2 separate regions of the Mus musculus genome follow, and region 1 is linked to region 2. Evidence: chromatin loops called from intact Hi-C (ENCODE). Cell type or tissue: left cerebral cortex. All regions are shown on one strand.

Region 1 (8,000 bases), 720 kb before region 2:
AACAAAGGACTAATATCGAAAAAATGTAAAGAGCTAAAGAAGTTAGATGCCAGTGATCCATAAAACCCAATTAAAAACTGGGGTACAGAGCTGAACAGAAAATTCTGAATAGAAGAACCTCTAGTGTTCCATAAAGACTTAAAGAAATGTTGAAAGTTATTAGTCATAGTCAAAATTCAAATCAAGATGACTGAGTTTCCACATTACATCCATCAGATTGGCTAAAATATAGTGCTCAAGGAAGAATATATGATGGATGGCGGTGATAATGAGGAGCAAGAATACTCCTACAATGCTAATGGGAGTACAAACTTGTATAACCACTCCAGAAATCAATTAGGCAGTTTCTTTAAAATTGGGACAAGTTCTACCTAAAGAAACAGGTATACCACTCCTTGACAAATACCTAAAAGATGCCGTACCATACCACCAGTATACTAGCTCAACTATATTCATAATTTCTTTATTTGTAATATCCAGGATCAGGAAACAACCTACATGTCCCTCAACTGAAGAATGGATATAGAAAATATGGTTAATTTACAAAGTGTAATATAATCAGCTTTTAAAGCAAGGACAACATGAATTTTAAAGTCTAATGGATGCAACTAGGAAATCTCATCCTAAGTGAGGTATCCAAAAGGACAGGCATGAGATTTATTCACTTATAATTGAATATTAGCTATAAAAAACAGGATAACTAGACTAAAATCCACAGAACAAACGAACAAAAAAAAATCTAACCAACCAACCAACCAACCAACCAACCAAACAAACAAACAAAAAACCAAACCAAACCAAACCAAACCAAACCAAACCAAACCAAACCAAAACAAAAAAACCCACAAAGATGGCCCAAGGGAAGGTGGATGAATCTTTCTCAGAAAATAAAATAAAATAGATATTAGAAGTTGATGAAAGGAGGGCATGGGGAAGGAACAGAATGTGAGTGGCATCAAGTTTAGGGAGAGCAGGGGAGATATATCAAATATGGCAGACAACTGAGTGAGGGACACCTATATGGTGTTCCAGAGACCAGGGACAGTGGGGGTTTCTATGGTGTCTATGTAAGTAACTCTAGCTGATATTCTTAGCAGTGTGGTATATGGATCCTGAAGTGGCCACATCATGTAGCACCTTTGGCACAAAATGTGTCCAGCCTACAACATATGCAAGGACAAAGATAGAACAGAGTTGGAGAGAATGTCCAACCAATGACTGGCCCAAATTGATATCAAACCCAGAAACAATTCTTTTTTTTTTTTTTTTTTTTTTACTTTCAAGAAGGGGTTTCTCTGTGTGGCCCGGGCTGCCTGTAGACCAAGCTGGCCTTGAAATCAGAAATCCACCAGACTCTGCTGGGATTAAAGGCATGTGCCACCACTGCCCAGCTAAGAACCAGTTCTTGATACCATTATGTTTGCAGATACCCTGTTACGTTTGAAGACAGGAACCTAGGATAATTATCCTCTTAGAGGCTCCACCCAGCTGCCAATGGAGACAAATTCAGAGACCCACAACCAAACATTAGATGGAGTTTTTGGAAGCTTGTGGAAGAGTTGAGTAAATGAGTTGGAGAAGAGAAGGACTCCACAGGAAGACCAACAGTGTCAACTAATACAATTTTTTATGGACTTCCAGAAACAGAAACACCAATGAAAGAATGAACATGAAGTGGATCTAGACCCCCTGCACATATGCAGCACATGTGCAGCATGGCTTTCATGCAGGTCCTCCAACAATTGAAGTGGGACTGACATGAATCAGTCGCCTGCCTGTGGATCCTATTCCCCTAACTGCATTGCCTTTTATGATGTCAGTAGGAGAGATTGTACCTAGTCCTACAACGAGGTGATATATCAGGGTGGGATGATATCCAGGGTGTTCTTTCTCTTCTCAGAGGAGAAGTGAAGGGAGAGTGAGGGAGGAAATGTATGAAGGATGTACTGGGGAAAGTGAGGGCAGATATTGTGATGTAATGTGAATAAATATATAAGTTAATTTAAAAAGTTTTCATGATCATGGTTCATTTTCATATTAATGGAAATCCTAATTAATATAATTAATGGCCAAATATTTCTTTAGTATATGCCAAATTTTTGGTGTATATACCTAAAATTTGTATAGCTGTACCTAGTGGAAAATATATTTCTAGCTTCTTGAGTAAAGTTCACATTGTTTTCTATGTCTACATAATAAAATAATTAATGTGTGTGTTGATATATATCACATATATATTTTAAAGTTCTATAACCTCTGTTATATTTTCCTGATGCTCATCTCTAGTTGTTTGTTCCCTTCTGTTCTCCCAGTCAAGCTACTGAAAATTACTGGGAGTTTTTGATTGAATACTTTCTTTTGTGTCTTTAAGATGTACCAGGTATTCTTTAAGATGTACCAGGTATTGAGACTGGGCCAAATTATAGGCCCTGTGAAGACTTGTTACCAAGTTTTAGGGTGCTCTTTCAGCCTAGCTAACTACTGTGCCTCTTTGCTTAATGGGATTAACTGATTTTTTTTCTGATTTCAAGATTATTGTCATATATCACTAACTATATGAAACTTCCTTGAATGAATGATCATCACTTAAAGTTTCTTGTTTGAGTTTCTACAATCCTTTCCTTTATATGTATAGGTCTAGAATTCAAAATGCATTCAACACAGCTTTTCATTCTGTCCTCAGTATACGGCAAGTAGGGGTCCGATTTTGTTTTATTTCTTCCATAGGTGAGGCAACTCTTGATAGTACTTGAGTAATGCCAAATACAGTCAATCAGGCAAACAAAGATTTTCCTTGTGGGTTAACATGCCCAGCCCAGTCCTAAGATTCAGGCTTGTAGAATCATTTGGCCAGATATTCAGGGTAGGTGAAGGGTGTTGGCATTTAGTTTCTCTTATCACGATCTGACTCTGGAGTGCTTTATGGCTTGAGAAAAGTGTTGAAACCTTATTAGAAACACAGGTGAAACAGTTGCTACTTTTACATGGACAAGAGAGCTGACTTAGGATCAACAAACTCAGGTAAGTAAGAGAATTTAGTAAGCTTTTAGACTTTGGTTCTATCCTCACATATAGTTTTTATTTTTCTATACTTTCCACTTCCTTGTGCCTACTGAGAGGAATACTGTCCCCTTAGAAACAAATTCCAAGAACTTAGACAGAAATATATAATGATCAGTAGATTAGTAGTTCAGATAGATGGAGAGTTAAGGACTTTTAGTGGGGATTCCAAGTTTCTTTTATGTATCTTAGTGGATACTGAGCTCAGGTTATGTATTTCCCTTATATAAGGGTAAAGAAAATATGTATATATGACTATTTTTTTCTCAAGTACATAAAATGAATTGAATGCCTGTTCCATGAGCTCAATCAAAATACCTTCCCTCTTGTGTTTAATTGTAATGAACAAAATCAGAAATGGGAAGAATATGTGAGATGAACCTGTTGAGATTCAGAAATGTGGTTTTTTTTTTTTTTTTGCTTTAATTTTTTTTTGCTCATTTCTTTTTTATTAGATATTTTCTTCATTTACATCTCTTTATCATTTTTATTTTTTAATTTTTTATTAGGTATTTTATTCATTTACATTTCAAATGCTATCCCAAAAGTCCCCCATACCCTTCCCCCACACACACTCCCCTACACACCCACTCCCACTTTTTGGCTCTGGCGTTCCCCTGTACAGAGGCATATAAAGTTTGCAAGACCAAGGGGCCTCTCTTCCCAATGATGGCCAACAAGGCCATCTTCTGCTACATATGCAGCTAGAGACACGAGCTCCGGGGGTACTGATTAGTTCATATTTTTGTTCCACCTAAAAGGTTGCAGACCCCTTTAGCTCCTTGGGTACTTTCTCTAGCTACTCCATTGGGGGCCCTGTATTTCATATTCCAAGACTGAAAATGTGAAGTAAATTTCTTTTTTTTTTTTTTTTTTTGCTGGCCTCTTTTAGAAAACACATTAAAAAAAAACACATTTCTATTGGATGGAACACAGAAATGTGTTTTTTAAAATGTGTTTTCTAAAATAGGCCAGCAAAAAAAGAAATTTACTTCATATTTTCAGTCATGGGTGAAAGTTTTAAAACTTGATTTCACTGAAACAGTTACATAAACAGGATTGGCACACTATAATTAACAGACATGTTAATGTATAAGAAGAAACATTTCCAGGGGTTCCAACTCTAGACAAGGAACTACAGAGAACTAATGACTCCTTGTAGAGGAATTAGTTTCTCCCAGGAATGGGCCTACTTTTGCCTTCTGCTTGGCTAATGCAGAGTGGTCAAACTTCAAACCAAACAAGAAACAAATGATTCAGCAGGATATGTTTACACACACACACACACACACACACACACACACACACACACACACACGTGCATGCGCACATGCACACACACACACACATGCATTCTCACGTGCATGTGCATGCGCCTGCACAGACACAAACAGTTATATATACAATTGTATACATTTCTGTATTATTATTTTTACAATAATAATTACATTGTATATTACAGTATAATAATGTTGTCAAACATATATACACATTTACATTTATATGTACATATGTTTATATACATAAAAGATAGATCTGCATATATAGATATATGTATGTGTATAGCAATAATAAAAAAAGATGGTATTGGCTTGAGAGGGGTTGGTGTGACTGAAGCTGGAGAAAGAAAGGAAAGTGAAAATGTAATATAATTCTATTTCAATTCAAATATTTCTAAAGTGTTGGTTTCATAGTAGACAGCAAACACCATCATCACTAGGGTCTAGACAATGCAAAGAGATGGAGAAATGAGAGTTGATTTTTCTTTTGAGAATTTACAAAAGAATAATTATCTAGGAGAAATAAATTTAGTAGAAAAACTCTAGTTTAAAACAATTAACTGTACCTAGATAAAGTATTACATGCTTTTAATCCCAGCAATCCACAGGCAAAGGCAGGACTGTCTCCTTGATTTCAAGGTCTACAAACCAAGTTCTGAGAGAGCCAGAGTTCTGATACAATGAGGATCCTTTTCTTGAAAACAAACAAACAAAAAGACCCATTTATCTTATGTTTTTGAAAGAACTGGAAGAGATCATCAGTAGGTTTTAACTTGAAAAGTTTACATATTGAAATGTCACACTGTAGCACATAAAATGCACACATCACATTTCAATTAACAGAATGATAAAGGGAGTGAAAAAGTAGACTTTCTGAATAGAACATTATATTTTCCTTGGTAATATTTTGACTCACAGCAACTGTGATTACATACACATGACCTGCACAGGACCAATTACCATCATTTACCTTTGTGAAAGTGGGAGAAACTTACAAGATCTCATCCCACTCTGAAGCTTTATATGAAACTAATAATTGACAGCAGAAGAGATAATTTTCAGGGGTGTATTCACTAATGAGCTATTTTCTCATAAACCTTTACCATAGTCCAGCAATATATCCTAATTGTGAACACTTTGAGTTTGATTAGGATTATAAAAAACAATAAAGTAGAAAACATGAGAGTATGAAGGCAAGTAGTTGGAAAGAGGAAAACTAGTGAGAATAGAAGGTTGCAAGAGAGGTCAATGGAGGTGAATATTAAGTATATACATGTATAACAATGTCATAATGATATCTATTGTGTATAATTGATATACACTAATAAAATATAAAAGAAGGAGGGGTGAAGAGATGTTTAAGTAGTTAAGACGACTTGTATGGTGGTTCACAACTAACTTTAACTTTGGTTTCTGGATGCTCAAGCACCTCTTTTTCTCTCTGTGTGCACCATAAACACAGGTGGTATACTTACATATATGCAGGTAAAACACGCACACGCGCGCACGCACACACACACACACACACACACACACACACACACACACACACACACACACACAAGAGCAAGTATACACATACACACAAAATAATTTTTAAATATTGTAATACATATTTGACATATATAGGAAAAATTATTTTTTAGTATTTAAATTTGAAATATATATATCACAAATATTTTGGTATTTCTTAAAAATAAAGAACATATGAGACAAAGGTATAAATTAGATTCATTTTAATGTTTCATTCGATTTCCCATGTCTCTATAACCCTAGTACCTAAACTGTTATGTTTGTGATAGAAATAGAAAACTATCACATTTGATTATTTTTCAGAGGCAAAATTACTAAGTAACTGATAAAAAGCCTTCACATTTTGAGTATGAAAATTTATTTTTTACATTAACATTTTATAATTATAAGGTCTGTAAAACATATTCAAATTATGAGTTCTCCATAATATTAAATTTCAATAATTTTGGACAAGAAAGTCATAGTCTTCTAAAACGCTAATATAATTACTCTAAAAATTGTAAGGGTAAATATGTATCATAAATTTTCTGTAATTAAATTGAACTAAATATGAGAGTATACCAAAAGACCTTTGAGACTTGGATCTGTTTGTCAGTTCCATAAATGTGTCTGCAAAAACAGGCAATCTAATAAAGCTTGCAAATCCACATGACAACACTAAGTCTGAGAGTATGTGATCCTCTAATGGGGAAGAAACATCTGAAGTAATCTAGTCATTACACGGAACATTCCTAAAACTAGGATCACCAGATTTACCAACTAAAATGTGATGATTATTTTTTAAAAACCGAGATAAATGATTGTAGTAAAATTATTCATTGTCAGAAATTGAGGCCTAATGATGGTAACTTTGCTCAGAAACCAGCTGTAGAAAATATGGAAGTATTTGATTTCTCCAAATTTGAGTTTTCACTAGTCATTAACTTGTGTCTCATCACAGGTGTGATGGGAGCTGTAGGAATACCTCTTACCGCACACTGCGTTGTTTTGTTTCTCCTCCAGATGGTAGCACTGAGTTCAGGTATGAACCTCTCACTTGCGTTTTTGAGCTGTATCAATGTCTAATACTCCAAGAAAATGAAGATCTACTACAAAGGGCAGGGTATTTAAACCATTTTCCTAAAGAGTGAATGTAGCAATGAAATGAAGAAAGTCACTAGAGTATCCAGCTTAGAGGAACAAGTCATTGTGTCTATTCAGCAAACATGTTTCAATATTTGTACTAAATGCACAAAACTTGGATATCATGTTTACACTGTGGAATTGTAGGCTCAGATATATATTAGAATAATTCTGAGTTAACAAATTAGTAGTGGAAAAAGTAGAGGGAAGATGAAAGAAGCTATGAGAAAGAGAATTCGATTTTTTAGGGACATCTGTGTCAAGCACAGTTAAATACAGATTACTTGGAGACTTAAAAACTTAGACAACAAATAATATAAAAGAGCTTATTGTCCAATGATACAATTTCACTGATGCACATTTGCTTGTGTTCTATCTGATACTGGAAATTTTATTCAGTGAAGAGAGATGTTCAGTTTGTTCATCATCTGTCCCATTACTTGGTGATTTTATTTGGAATGCACGCAAGCACACACACACACACACACGTGTGTGTGTGGTGTGTGTGTGTATTTCTTAAATTTTTAACTACATCATTTTGCATGATTGAAAAACTGTCTCTGCACTAGAATAAAGCATCCTTTAGGTATGTGTTGTGGAGTAGAATAGCTATATCTTGAGGTAGATCTATTCTCAGTTTCTGAGAAACCACCACAATGATTTCTTTAATTTGCACTCCTACCAGCAATGGATATATGTGCCTTTTACTTCAAATCCTAACCAGTATGAGCTGTCAAAAGAAATATTGAAAAGTGTAATTGGTGGGTGTAGGATGAAGTTTCAGTGAAGTTTTGACTTGCATATCACTCATGGCTAAGTATATTGAACATGTTTAAGCGTTTTTATGGCCATTTGCGTTTTCTTTGTGAGAGTTTTGTTTATATGTGTACCCCCTTTAAAATTATTTCTTTTCTCCATGTCTAACATTTTAAATTTTCGTACATCTTAGATATTAACTCTATCGAATGTGTAGCTGGTGAAAAAAATCTACAAATGATAATGTTC
Region 2 (8,000 bases):
AATGCATTCAACACAGCTTTTCATTCTGTACTCAGTGTATGGCAGGTAGGGGTCCAATTTTGTTTTATTTCTTCCATGGGTGAGGCAACTCCTGATAGTACTTGAGTAATACCAAATGCAGTCAGTCAGGCAAACAAAGATTTTCCTTGTGAGTTGACATGCCCAGCCCTGTCGTAATTTTCAGGCTTATAGAATCATTTGGCCAGATTTTCAGGGTAGGAGATGGGTGTTGGTATTTAGTTTCCCCGATCTCTATCTGACTCTGGAGTGCTTTGTGGCTTGAAAAAAGTGTTGAAGCATTATTAGAAACACAGGTGACACAACTGCTACTTTTATATGGACAAGAGAGCTGACTTAGGATCAACAGGCTCAGGTAAGTAAGAGAACTTAGTAAGCTTTTAGGATATGGTTCTGTCTTCACAGATAATTTTTATTTTTCTACACTTTCTAGTTCCTTGTGCCTACTGGGAAGAATACTGTCCCCTTAGAAATACATTACAAGGACTTAGACAGAAGTATATAATGATTAGTAGATTTCAGAGTTCAGATAGATGGAAAGTTAATGCATTTTGGTGGGGATTCCATGTTTCTTTTATATATCAGTTGAAATCTGAAAGTGACTCTGTGAAATTGAATCTTAGTGGATACTGAGCTCAGGTTATGTATTGCCCTTATATCAGGGCAAAGAAAATATGTGCCTATGACTATTTTTTTCTCAGGTACATAAAATGAAATGCATGCCTGTCCCATGAGATCAACCAAAAGACCTTCTCTATTGTGTTTAGTTGTAATGAACAAAATCAGAAATGGGTAGAATATGTGAGATTAACCTGTTGAGTTTCTGAAATGTGCTTTTAGAAGTGTGTTTTCTAAAATAGGCTAGCAAAAACGAAATGTACTTCATATTTTTAGTCATGAGTGGAAGTTTTAAAGCCTGATTTCATTGAAATGGTTACATAAAAAGGACTGGAACAATAGAATTAACAGACATGTTAATGTATAAGAAGAAAATTTTACAGTGATTCCAACTGTAGACAAGGAACTACAAAGAACTAATGACTGCTTGTAGAAGATTTGGTTTCTCCCAGGAATGAGCCTACTTTTGCTTGTCCAATGCAGAGTGGTCAACCTTCAAACCAAACAGAAATCAAATGATTCAGCAGGATATGTTCACACACACACACACACACACACACACACACACACACACACACACACACACACACAAGTATATATACACAATTGTACACATTTCTGTATTATTATTTTTATAATAAAAAGACATTGTATATTGCGATATAATAATGTCAAACATATATATAATGTACATATGTTTATATACATGAGAGATAGATAGATCTGTATATATAGATATATGTATGTGTGTAGCAATAATAAAAAAAAGATGCTCTTGGCTTGAGAGGGGTTAGTGTGAGTGAAGCTGGAGGAAGGAAGGGTAGTGAAAATGTAATATAATTCTATTTCAATTTAAATATTTTTAAAGTGTTGGTTTCGTAGTAGACAGCAAGACTCATCATCACTAGGATCTAGAAAATGCAAAGAGATGGAGAAATGGGAGATAATTATTCTTTTGAGAATTTACAAATGTATAATTATCTAGGAGAAATAAATGTAGTAGAGAAACTCTAGTTTAAAATAATTAACTGTACCCAGATAAATTATTACATGCCTTTAATCCCAGCAATCCACAGGCAAAGTCAGTACTGTGTCTTTGAGTTCAAGGCCAGCTGGGTCTACAGACCAAGTTCCAGGAGAGCCAGAGTTATGATAGCATGAGAATCCTTTTCTTGAAAACAAACAAACAAAAAGACCCATTTATCTTATGTTTTTAAAAGAACTGGAAGAGATCATCAATAGTTTTAACTTGTAAAGTTTACATTTTGAAATGCCACACTATAGCACATAGAATGCACACATCACATTTTAACAGAATGCTAAAGGAAGGGAAAAAATAGACATTCTTAATAGAACATTAAACTTTACTTGGAAATATTTTAACTCATAGCAACTGTGATTACCTACACAAGTCCTGCAAAGGATCAATATCCATCATTTAACATTGTGAAAGTGGGAGAAACTCACAAGATCTCATCCCACTCTGAAGCTTTATATGAAACTAATAATTGACAGTCGGAGAAGAGATGATTTTCAGGGGTGTATCCATTAATGAACTATTTTCTCGTGAACAAAACTTTACCATAGCCCAGCAATATATCCTAATTACAGACACTTTGAGTTTGATTAGAATTATCAAAAACAATAAATTAAAAAATAAAAACATGAAAGTATGAAGGCAAGTAGTTGGAATGAGGAAAATTAGAGAGAATGGAAGGTTTCAAGAGAGGGCAAAGAAGGTGAATATTAAGTAAATACATGTTTAAATATGTCATAATGATATCTACTGTGTATAATTGATATACAATAATAAAATATAAAAGAAGGAGGGGTGGAGAGATGTGTAAGTAGTTAAGAAGACTGTGTGCTCTTGTGTTGGGTCCAGAATTACTTCTAGAACCCATAAGACGGTACATAACCATATTTGACTCTAGTACTAAGTGAAATGGGTTTTGATTTGGCAGAAGACCCAGGTTTAATTTTGAAACTTGTATGGTGATTCAAAACTAACTTTAACTTTGGTTTCTGAATGTTCAAGAACTTCTTTTTCTCTATGTGTTCATCATAAAAACAAGTGGTATACTTACATATATGCAGGTAAAACACACATACACACAAAGAAAATAATTTTTTTAAAAAATTGTAAAACATATTTGATATATAGGAAAAAAATTTATTTTGTTTATTTAAAATTGAAAAAGAATATATCACAAATATTTTGGTATTTCTTAAAAATATAGGACACAAGACAAAGGTATAGATTATATTAATTTTAAGGTTCCTTTCAATTTCCCATGTCTCTACAACCATAGTACCTAAACTTTTATGTTTGTGATTGATAGAAATAGAAAACTATCCATTTCATCACTTTATTGGAGCCCAAAATACTAAGTAACTGATAAAAAGCCTTCACATTTGAGTATGAAAGTTTATTTTTAACATTAACTTTTTACTAACAATAAGGTCCCCAAAACATATTCAAATTATGAATTCTCCCTAAAACTAAATTTTAATAATTTTGGACAAGAAAGTCATAGGATTCTAAAATGCTAATGTAATTATTCTAAAAATTGTAAGGCTAAATCTGTATCATAACTTTTCTCTAATTAAATTGAACTAAATATGACAGTATACCAAAAGGCTTTTGAGACTTGTATCTGTTTGTTAGTTCCATAAAATTTTCTGGAAAGACAGCCAATATAATAAAGCTTGCAAATCCAGATGATACCATCAAGTCTGGGAGTTTGTGATTCTCTAATGGGGAAGAAACATCTGAAGCAATCTATTCATTACATGGAACTTTCCTAAAACTAGGATCACCAGATTCACCAATTTAAAATGTGATAATTATTTTAGAAATCTGGGATAAATGACTGTAGTTAAACTATTCATTGTCAGAAATTGAGCCTTAATGGTGGGTAACTTTGCTTGGAAACCAGTTGTAGAAAATATGGAAGTATTTGATTTCTCCAAATTTGTGTTTTAACTAGTGATTAACTTATGTCTCATCACAGGTGTAATGGGAACTATAGGAGTACCTCTTACTGCACACTGTGTTGTTTTGTTTCTCCTCCAGATGGTAGCACTGAGTACAGGTATGAACCTCTCACTTGCATTTTTGAGCTGTATCAATGTTTAGTACTTCAGGAAAATGAAGATCTGGTACAAAGGGCAGGGTATTTAAACCATTGTTCCTAAAGAGTGAATGTAACAATGAAATAAAGAAAGTCACAATAGTATCCAGTTTAGAGGAACTAGTCATTGTGTCTATTCAGCAAATATGACTCAATATTTGTACTAAATGCACAAAACTTGGATATCATATTTACACTGAGGAATTGTTGTAGGTTCAGAAATATATTAGAATAATTCTAAGTTAACAAAAATAGTAGTGGAAAAAGAAGAGGGAAGATGAAATAAGCTATGAGAAATAGAATTTGATTTTGTAGGGACATCTGTGTGAATCACAGTTAAATACAGATTACTTGTAGACTAAAAAAATTAGACAACAAATATTATAAAAGAGCTGATTGTCCACTGATACAATTACACTGATGCACATTTGCTTGTGTTCTGGTACTGGAAACTTCATTCGGTGAGGAGAGATGTCCAGTTTGTTCATTGTCGGTCTCATTACTTGGTAATTTTATTTGGAATGCATGTATGTGTGTGTGTGTGTGTGTGTGTGTGTGTGTGTGTGTGTGTGTGTGTGTGTGTATTTCTGAATATTTTGCCTATATTCTTTTGCATGATTGAAAAACTGTCCCTGCACTAGAAGAAAGCATCCTTTAGGTATGTGCTCTGGAGTAGAATAGCTATACCTTGAGGTAGATCTACTCTCAGGTTTCTGAGAAACCACCACAGTGATTTCTTTAATTTACACTCCTATGAGCAACGGATATATGTGCCTTTTACTTCACATCCTTACCAGTAAGAACTGTCATTTCTTTTATTGAAAAGTGTAATTGGTGGGTGTAGGATGAAATTTCAGTGAAGTTTTGACTTGCATATCATTCATGGCTAAGTATGGTGAACATGTTTAAGTGTTTTTATAGCCATTTGAGTTTTCTTTTTGAGAATTTTGTTTTTATATGTACCCCCTTTTAAATTATTTCTTTTCTCCATGTCTAACTTTTTAAATTTTCATACATCTTAGGTGTTAACTCTATCGAATGTGTAGCTGGTAAAAAAAAAATTCTACAAATGATAGTGTTCTTTGAAGTTTCAGTTTCATGAGATCTTATTTATTATGTGTTCTTAAGTACTTGTGCTAATGATGTCTTGTTCAGAAAGGTTGTGTGTGTGTGTGTGTGTGTGTGTGTGTGTGTGTGTGTGTGTGTGTAAAGGGTTTCAAAATGATTTCTCATTTTGTCTTCTATCATACTCTTTGTATCTGGAGTTATATTGAGGTTCTTGATCTACTTGAAGTTAAGTTTTTTGATAAGTTGTAGGTACTGATCAATTTGTAATCTTCTACTTTAATTCATCCACCATAAACAGGAACAAATGGTGCAAACAGTATCAAACTGTACATTGATGCTGTAATTTTCCAGTGTATATAATATGATGTTATCATAAAACAGGTGTCCATAAGTGTATAAACTACATATGTCTGAGTATTTAGTTCAATTCCAGTGAGAAATGTGTGTAATTTTGTTCCAACACCATGATGGTTTTGTTACTATAGCTCTGAAGTGAAATTTAAGAAGGAGCATATTGATGAACACAAAAATTCTTTCATTATTTAATAGTGTTAAACCTACCCTGGATTTTTATGTTTCCATTTGTAGCTGAACATTATCCTTTCAAGATCTATCAAGAAATGTTTTGGGAATTTGTTTGAATATGAAGGTTCTAATTGGTAGGTTACACATTTCTGCTATGTTAGCCCTATTAATCCATGAGTATGGAATATCTTTCTACTATCTGATATCTTCCCCAGTGTCTTTCTTCAATGTATTAAAGTTTTATCATACAAGTCTTTCACCTGCTTTGTTAGAAGTACCACAGATAGTTTATATTATTTGAATCTACTATGAAATGCGTTGTTTACCTGATATTTTTCCCAGTCCATTTTAAATTTTTATGTAAGAAGAATGGTATTTTTTGTTGGTTAATTTTGTATTCAGTTACTTTATTGAAAGTATTTATCAGCCATAATGGGTTTCATGGTTATACTTGTAGGGTTACTTATGTATACATATATTATCTGAAAAAAAAAAGTACTTGTAGTTAGTTCCTTCCTATTTGTGTCTTGATCTGTACATTTTGTTTTTTATTGTTATGGGCAGTGAAGAATTTCTTTTCTGGTTCTATTTTTTTTCTGTGTACTTCTTACGCTTTGATAGACCTCTCATTCTTTAAGCTAAAAAAGAGTTTTCCTATGATTTTGTTTAAAACATTTTCTATGCTTTATACTGAATTTCACATTTTTCTATAATTATTTTTAGATTCATTTTTATAACATCTAAACTCTCTTGAGTATTTTCTACTTGATGCTATTAGATTCAATTTTTTGTTGTTGTTGTTGTTGTTGTTGTTGTTTTTTTCCAAGACAGGGTTTCTCTGTGTAACCCTCGCTGTTCTGGAACTCACTTTGTAGACCAGGCTGGCCTCGAAATCTGCCTGTCTCTGCCTCCCAGGTGCTGGGATTAAAGATGTGCGCCACCACACCTGGATTCAAATTTTTCCTTGACTACAAATTGATTTCTTCTATATTCTCTTCAATATTTGAGATTCATTCTTCTTTCTTTTCTATTTTGGTGGTGAGTCCTACCTCTGTGCTTCTTGTACAAGTTCCTAAAATTTTCACTGCACAGAGGTAGGACTCACCAGCAAAATAGAAGAGACAGAAGAATGATTCTTAAATATTGAAGACAATATAGAAGAAATCAAGACCTAAACTGAGGAATTGACCACTCTTCTATTTGTCATCTAGTTTTTATAGTCTTCCTATACCTTCTGTAACATTCCCTTGTTTTATACAGATATTGTAGAAAGAGTGACTATTTTTCTAGGGTATAAACTTAGATGTTTAGGAATCAGTTTGACATATCAATTCTTTCTTTTTCTTTTTATTGAGTTGTGAAGTTTTTAAAAATTAATTTATTTTTTACACACCATATTTTATTCCCTCCCCAATCCACCCTCCAACTCTTCCACATCTCATACCTAATCTCCACATCCAACCCCCTGGGGTCTCCAGTCTCTTGGGATCTCTAGTTTCTTAAGAGTTAGGTGCATTATCTCTGAATGAACACAGACCCAGAAGTCGTCAACTTTATGTGTAATGGGGGGACTCAGCAATCAGATGGTTGGTATATGCTGTCCTTTTGGTGGTCCAGTGTTTGAGAGACCTCGGGGGTCCGTATTAATTGAGACTGCTGGTTCTCCTACAGGATTGCACTTCTCCGCAGTTTCTTTCAGCCTTCCCTAATTCAAAAACAAGGGTCAGTTGAATTTATTCCTTGGTTGGGTGCAAATATCTGCATCTGACTCGTTCAGCTGCTTGTTGGGTCTTTTGGAGGGTAGTCATGATAGGTCTCTTTTTGTGAGTGCTCCATAGACTTAGTAATAGTCTTAGGCCTTGGGACCTCCACTTGAGCTGAATCCCACTTTGGGTCTGCCACTGGACCTTCTTATCCTTGGGCTCCTCTCCATTTCCGTTCCTGTAATTCTTTCAGACAAATATGAGTCAGAGGTGTGACTGTGGCATGGCAACCCCATCTCTCACCTGATGTCCTGTTTTTCTGCAGGAGGTGGCCTCTATAGGTTCCCTACTGTTGGGTATTTCATCTAAGGTCCCTCCTTTTGAGTCCTGAGAGTCTCTCCCCTCCTAGGTTTCCAGTGCATTTTGGAGTGTCCCCCAACCTCCTATTTCCCAAGGTTGCCTGTTTTTAATCTTTCTGTCCACCCTCAGGACTTCAGTCATTTTCCCTCATCCAATACCAGACCAACTTCCCTTCTCACACCACTCTTCCCCCTTCTACTTTCCCTCCCAGGTCACACCCTGACTTCCCACTTGTGATTGCTTTCTTCTCTCTCCCAAGTAGGACTGAGGCATCCTCACTTGGGCACTTCAGCTTGTTGGCCTTTTTTAATTCTGTGGACTGTATCTTGGGTATTCTGTATTTTTTATTTTTTTGGCTAATATTCATTTACTAGTGAGTACATACCATGCATGCCCTTTTGGGTCTGAGTAACCTCACTAAGAATGATATTTTCTAGTTCCATCTGGTTACCTACAAAACTCAGGATGTCCTCCTTCTTAATAGCTGTGTAGTATTACATTGTGTAAATGTACCACATTTTCTGTATCCATTATTCTGTCCCAACACATCAAGATTGTTTCCAGCTTCTGGCTA

What was found. Hi-C counts contacts between places; a loop is a spot of excess contacts. Peaks named below come from ENCODE experiments on the same cell type or tissue, not always from the same donor. Only the 100,000 strongest peaks of a DNase experiment are listed, where the experiment ranks them.
Region 1: a loop joins it to region 2, with 17 times the contacts of the local background. A loop is called at or near these places in 10 of 42 quality-filtered maps.

The regions. Positions count from the first base shown.
Region 1 is chr4:113,994,476-114,002,475 of GRCm38, reverse strand. Skint5 (selection and upkeep of intraepithelial T cells 5) reads left to right here and starts at 2,973. Exons shown (of 59, transcript NM_001167876.1): 1 at 2,973-3,021; 2 at 6,814-6,894. The coding sequence starts at 6,819. In left cerebral cortex, no CTCF peak of the experiment used is centred here; no DNase peak of the experiment used is centred here.
Region 2 is chr4:113,279,298-113,287,297 of GRCm38, reverse strand. It overlaps Skint6 (selection and upkeep of intraepithelial T cells 6), which reads left to right and starts at 325. Exons shown (of 49, transcript NM_001103199.1): 1 at 325-373; 2 at 3,651-3,731. The coding sequence starts at 3,656. In left cerebral cortex, no CTCF peak of the experiment used is centred here; no DNase peak of the experiment used is centred here.